2 separate regions of the Homo sapiens genome follow, and region 2 is linked to region 1. Evidence: chromatin contacts called from ENCODE Hi-C or POLR2A ChIA-PET data. All regions are on one chromosome and are shown on one strand. The core of a region is the stretch at or near the end of the contact, and the rest is flanking DNA. Distances in the headings are between cores, read along the strand shown. Region 1 holds the start of SYT14 (synaptotagmin 14). Region 2 has its middle 17 kb from the start of SERTAD4-AS1.

Region 1 (2,774 bases), core at 119-2,618:
ATTTTAATGTTTCCTGAGTAAAACAGTATTTTCTTTGATCCTTCAATAACAATTCTTGCTTGTAGCCAGTTTTCAGCACAGTGCCGGCTTCACAGATACTCACTGAACTAAAGAAAATGGTAAAGGATGAATGTCTATTGAGCATAAAATGCGACTGAGGGAGAGGTTATATAAAAGCAATGGAAGACAGTTTCTGCTCTAGATTTACAGTCCAACCTTACTTACATAAGTGTAAAATATTTTCTTCTTTGTTTCAGTCCCTAATATAGCTATTTTGCTCTAGGAATTAGCATTTCCTCCACAAGAGAGAATCACTAAACTCCCTATTTCTCAATGTTGTTTATGCCGTTGATTGTCCAGGTTCTCAAATTACTAAATGAAGTTGAGAGTTGGGTAAATGGTTGAGCGGTTCAAGTATCTTAAGTAAAAACTAAGTGGCCAATTGTTGTTGTGCTCAGGGTTGGCCTGGGACTGTTCACAATGGTCACAGGTTTACAAATTTTTAAAAACCTGCGTGTGACATGCTTTCCAGGTCCTTTGTCAAAACGTCCGTCTGACCCTGACTTTTGTGTGGCTTCAAATGTGCGTTTGCAATGTGTAGACAAATTCCAACTCAGAGTTCCAAGAGGTAAGCCAAGCTCTGTGTGGCAGCAAGGCTTATCAAGAGCGAGGCTAAGGGGTGAAGTGAGTGTGTGTGTGTGTGTGTGTGTGAGAGAGAGAGAGAGAGAGAGAGAGAGAGACCACTGCTGTGCTCAGGATTCCTCTCTCCTTTTTGCTTTTTGCCAACTAGCTGTTTCTCCACAGCGGAGATCTGAGACGAGTATGTGGCTGATTCGGGCAAAACAAAACAAAATAAAACCAAACGAAACCAAAACAGACTTACTATTACCAAATCTGAGAGTCAGTGGGTGGGAATCCTTTTCAACCAAGGAGACCTGTCCATGGTCCTGACCACATCATTTGCCACTCGCCTCCTTCATGGACACCGTTTGCTCCAAGTACCGGACGGGAGGGCGCCCGGCGCCAGGAAGCTTGGGCTTGGGCCCCCACACGAGCTCGGCGCGCTTCGGGCGGGTCTCGGGCGCGGGCCCGTGGCTCTCCGGGCCGGGCACCTGTTTCGAATCGAGGCGCGAGGCGCGGTGGGGCGGTGGGGTGGGGTGGGGTAGGTTGGGGTGGGGGCGGGGTGGCGTCACGTGCCAGCGGCGGCCCCGGGAAGGTTCCATTTCTTCCGCGGCCCGCACTCGCGGCGCTCGGGGCCCCTCCCTCGCCCCGCCCGCGGCGCCCCTCGCGGCCGCACAGCCGGGCGACTCCGGGCCGGGCCCCGCCCCTCTCGCTGGCGGACTCAGCGCGTCCTCCGCCAGCCCTCGCGTCTGCTGCCCCCGCCATCCAGTTGGTGCGGTCCATGGCGAGCGCATCATGGCGATTGAAGGTAAGTGGAGGCTGACAGCGGGGAGCGAGGACCGGGACCACCCAGCTGGCGGGGGGCTCGGAGGTGCGCCGGCAGGCCGAGGCGCTGACGGGGCCGCCTCCTGTGGTCTGGAGCCGGCTGAAGACGCGCGGGGGTCCTGGCCGCGTCTCGGGAGGCGGGTGGGCGGAGCGGCGCCGCTGGGACGCCGGGCCCGACTGGCTCGCTCGCCCCGGCCTTCGTGGTTTTGCCGGCCTCCCGGCGGCCGCACGCGGGGCAAAGCGGGCTGGCGGGCAGGTACAGCGTCCGGGCCGCCGCCTCCTGCCGGCCGCGCGGAGTGGAGGTCGGGGTGAGGCCCTGCAGACCCCACGGGACGGGCTGGGAGGAGCGAGGGGCCACGGGGGGCTCAGGCTGCCCTTTCTTTTCTTTCCCCGGCCGCGGCAAACCATCCTTCCGCAATACCCACCTTCCTGCCAAACTGAGAGTCCAGTTTTTTGTCCCATTCCTAACCCTTCCCTGTGCCCGCTCGGGCTGATGCTGGGTTACACTCTCTGCCCGTTCCCCTTCTGTTTGCTGTTGTAGGGGGTCCAGGAAATTTGGGGTTAGGTTAATTTCCTCCTCAAGTGGTTTTGTTCCCCGCCAACACTCAAAACTGTTTTTCTCCATGAAAAGAAGTAAATAACGTCTTTACAACAAGCACACATTCTTAGAATCCTGCAAATACCAGTCTATGAAGTGTTATAGTGCCACAATGCTCATATTTCGAAAAACAGCTTAATAAAAATTAAGTTCCTAGATAAGGTAGTTGACACTAAAGTGTATTTTTCTCTTGTTCCAGAAACATGTAACTGGGACCAAGTGTCTATATTTTGCCTTGTTTTTAAGGAAGAGATTGTGAGAATTAATTTCACACGTCTAGGATATTTATGTGAAAGATTACATCTTCCAGGCCCTGTCTCTTAGATTAACTCAAACAGTGAAAGTAATTTGTAAATTTTCCCTGTGTGTGTATATTCATCTGTGCAGCTGTGCAAGGTACCTATAGCTATATCATTATTTCTCTACATTGAAAGTGTGTTCCTAAGTAAAACTTTTTAAAGCGTTTCCCTTCTAAGTGATCAATCACTGGTAGTATGCATCTCTGGGGACTTCTTTTTGTCGGATCATGTGGACTCCAAAGTAGAGTTAGCTGTGTGTTTACATGTAGCTTATTTATTTAAGAGAGGGAGTACCTATTGTATGCAAGACACATTCAGACAGTTTCAAATGTCTGCTTGAGTTAAAATGGTGGGGAATAAGATCTACCTATAATCTATGATGTTCCTGTTATCTGCAGCAGTACTTTCAACATTTGTTTCCCTCACTGTCC
Region 2 (2,800 bases), core at 22-2,521, 310 kb after region 1:
TTGTCCTCTCAGAGTTTGGAAAACCAGCAGCTGGAGTAGATATTTTTATTTCCCAATCAGTAGAATTTTAACCAGTTAAGATGATCAATTAGAATTCTCAACCAGCCCAATCTTGACCTAGCTGGTTTTAGGCAAGATGACTTAATGCACAAGGGACATCTCTATCTAGAGATGGTATTGGTCCCTGCACAGAAAGAACTCTTAAAGAAATTCTGGGGCCATTTATCTGGGTGTTTTAAGTGATGAATAAAGAAATACATACTAGGAAGAATCCTGGGATGGAATTTGTACGAATTAATTGATTTCTAACACTTGTTCTTATTATAGATCCAACAAAGCTTACCTCAATCTTTTAAAAATGTCCTGTTTAGGCCAGGCACGATGGTGCACACCTTAATCCCAGCACTTTGGGAGGCCGAGGCAGGAGGATCGCTTGAAACCGGGAGGTGGGGGTTGCAGTGAGCCTGCAGTCCCCACCACTCTGGAGGCTGAGGCATGAGAATCGCTTGAACCCCAGAAGCAGAGGTTGCAGTGAGCTGAGATTGCGCCACTGCACTATAGCCTGGGTGACAGAGCAAAGAGCAAGAATCTGTCCAAAAAATAAATAAATAAATAAAAGAAGAAGAAAGCAAAAAGAAAGAAAGAAGAAGAAAAAGAACAAATCATAACTCTTCATTTATTTGCTTAGAGTCAATCTATTGTATTGATTTCTGGTCAAATGACTGCTGTTTCTTAACCACAAGATTATAACCAACTTAGTGGTGAGAACTAGATTAGGAGTTAGGAAACAGAGTCTTGCCCAGGTTTGCCACTCACTAGCTGTCTAACCATGAACAAGCTCCTTCACTTCTCTGGATCTTGATTTTCCATCTGTCAAATGATGAGGCTGGATTCAAAGGGCCTCTAAAAGATTGTTCCCTTCTAACCTTCTCTTCTGATTCTAACAATTCCTGATTCTAACAATCAGGGATCTTTCTGAAGATGTTCACTTGAGTTTTCTGCATGTCACCCTTTCCTTTCCTTCCCTTCCCCAGAATGCCTTTTTTCCCTCCCAGTGAAACTGAGAAACTGCTTCTGGATCTTTCTTTAAGAACACATCTCTGAGTTTTCCTGTCCCAAATGATTGTTTTCTGCATATGGCGGCTAATCTATTGTCTTCTGTAATATACATTCCTCCGGATAGGCCATGCTTCCCCATTCTCACTGCAGTTCCTCTGCCCCTCCCCCTGGAGTGCTCCTGCCCCCGCCTCCTTTAGCCGATTAGCTCCACACACCCGGAGCCAGCCAGGCACAACGCGGCTCCCCCTGGCACAAGACTGTCCTCGCCTTCAAGCAACCAGCCTGTCTGCACCATGCAGGCAGGAGATCCGTGAACCCTCTTCTCTCTCATTCTTATGCGTAATAAAATAGCGGACTTTCCCCCTTCTTTTTATGAAGACAGTTCTTGCAGCTGTGACTATAACTGTTTTTTTTTTTTTTTTAAATACCAGCCAAGATTATGGTCCCATAACCCAATTAGTGTCATTTGGTTGTGGTCCAAGGGCTTCCCCTGCACGAGTTTTAATTTGGGGATCCCCGGAGGCTGCACTCCACATCTGTAGCCGGCCTGTTCTTCCTCTCCCCTTATTTGCTCGAGGTTTATGGGAGGATTAGCTGTGTGGTCTGGGAGGCGGCTGCTTCTCTTTCATCCTCACGGCTCTCGAGCCGCGGAGGAGCCTTTTACTTTTCATCATCAAGCCCTGGCACCTGGAGGGCGGGCAGCCCTAGCGACTGGAATGAATCAGAGGATGCCCTGCAGGCCCCGGGGGGCGCGGCCCTGCAAGCATGGGGGAGGGGAGGACGGGGGAAAGGCTGCTTATTGGGCTGCTCAGCACCCGGCCAGACTGCGCTGTGCTGGGACGGCGAGGGGGTGGTGAGGAGGGCAGCCGCAGTGTGAGGTGGCCCCCCCCCGCCCCGCCCCCACTCCCTGGCTGGCGAGGGCTGGCAAGGGCTCCGGGCGCTCATTGTGCAGGCAGCTGGCACCAGCTGGGAAGGGGAATTAGCATAACAAAGAGCCGGAGCGAGCGCGGCGCGGCCCGGCGGGGGCTCTGCCGAGCGCCCCGGGCTCGGAGGAGCCGCGCTGTCAGCGGCTGTGGCGCGCTCGGGCCTCCTGGCCTGAGACCCTCGGAGCAGCGGGGCCCGGCCCCCAGCGGGCGCGCTCTGTCTGGGTTCCGGCCGCAGGACTCGCCCGGAGAATGCAGTGGGTGTGGGTGTGTCCGGGACAGCGTGAATGGGCGTGGGTGTGTGTGTTCGGGTGAGTGTGGGTGCCCGTGTGTCCAAGCGTGCGTGTAACCGTGTCCCTGGGCGTGGGAATGCGGGTGTGAAGGGGTCACCTGCACACGGGTGGGGACCCGCCAGCCCTCTTCCCTTCCGCCCCAGGAAGGCCTCTTTGTTTATTTCTTTCCGGAGACCGCGGTGGTTCTTCAATCACCAGTTCTCAATCCTGATTGCACCTCGGAGCCCCCTTCGGGAGCTTTTACAAAACCCTCAGGCCTGAGCCCTACCCCAGAGGCTCGCGATGAATTGGACTCTGCTGAGGCCCCCAGCGGATGTTTCTTCAGACGTCCGCGTGGATTCCGACATGCGGCGTGGTTGGGAACCGCCGAGTACCCACTCCCACTGTCCCCAGCCCTGCTGCCGACCCTGGACGCCAGCGAGCGCCAAGGAGACCGGGGCCGGCTTGGCCTCGGGTTTAGGGCCTGGAAGCTTATCCTTCGCCTTCACTGGTTGAGGTCAAGTGCACATTCCCCCGACACTAGCG

The links. A loop is a pair of places that touch in the nucleus more often than their neighbours do. ChIA-PET counts read pairs that join two places held with the same protein, here RNA polymerase II (POLR2A). Pooled maps may share reads with other maps.
Region 2: a pooled map shows a loop between it and region 1 (1.9-fold over the local background). The contact joins the enhancer-like site here to the promoter of SYT14 in region 1. A Hi-C loop is called at or near these places in 2 of 50 pooled maps. POLR2A ChIA-PET finds 5 or more read pairs at or near these places in 3 of 52 experiments (Panc1, T-cell and WTC11).

What each region holds. Positions count from the first base shown.
Region 1 is chr1:209,936,849-209,939,622 of GRCh38, forward strand. It overlaps SYT14 (synaptotagmin 14), which reads left to right and starts at 1,369. Exons shown (of 9, transcript NM_001146262.4): 1 at 1,369-1,429. The coding sequence starts at 1,417. RefSeq lists a silencer at 816-1,110.
Region 2 is chr1:210,249,565-210,252,364 of GRCh38, forward strand. No RefSeq gene overlaps it. Among named protein-coding and RNA genes, the nearest start is that of SERTAD4-AS1, 17 kb to the left of the region's middle. RefSeq lists an enhancer at 1,804-2,359. Within about 2 kb of position 1,272, at least 10 of the 41 ENCODE cell types and tissues checked have a DNase peak (open chromatin) inside an H3K27ac peak, as active enhancers do.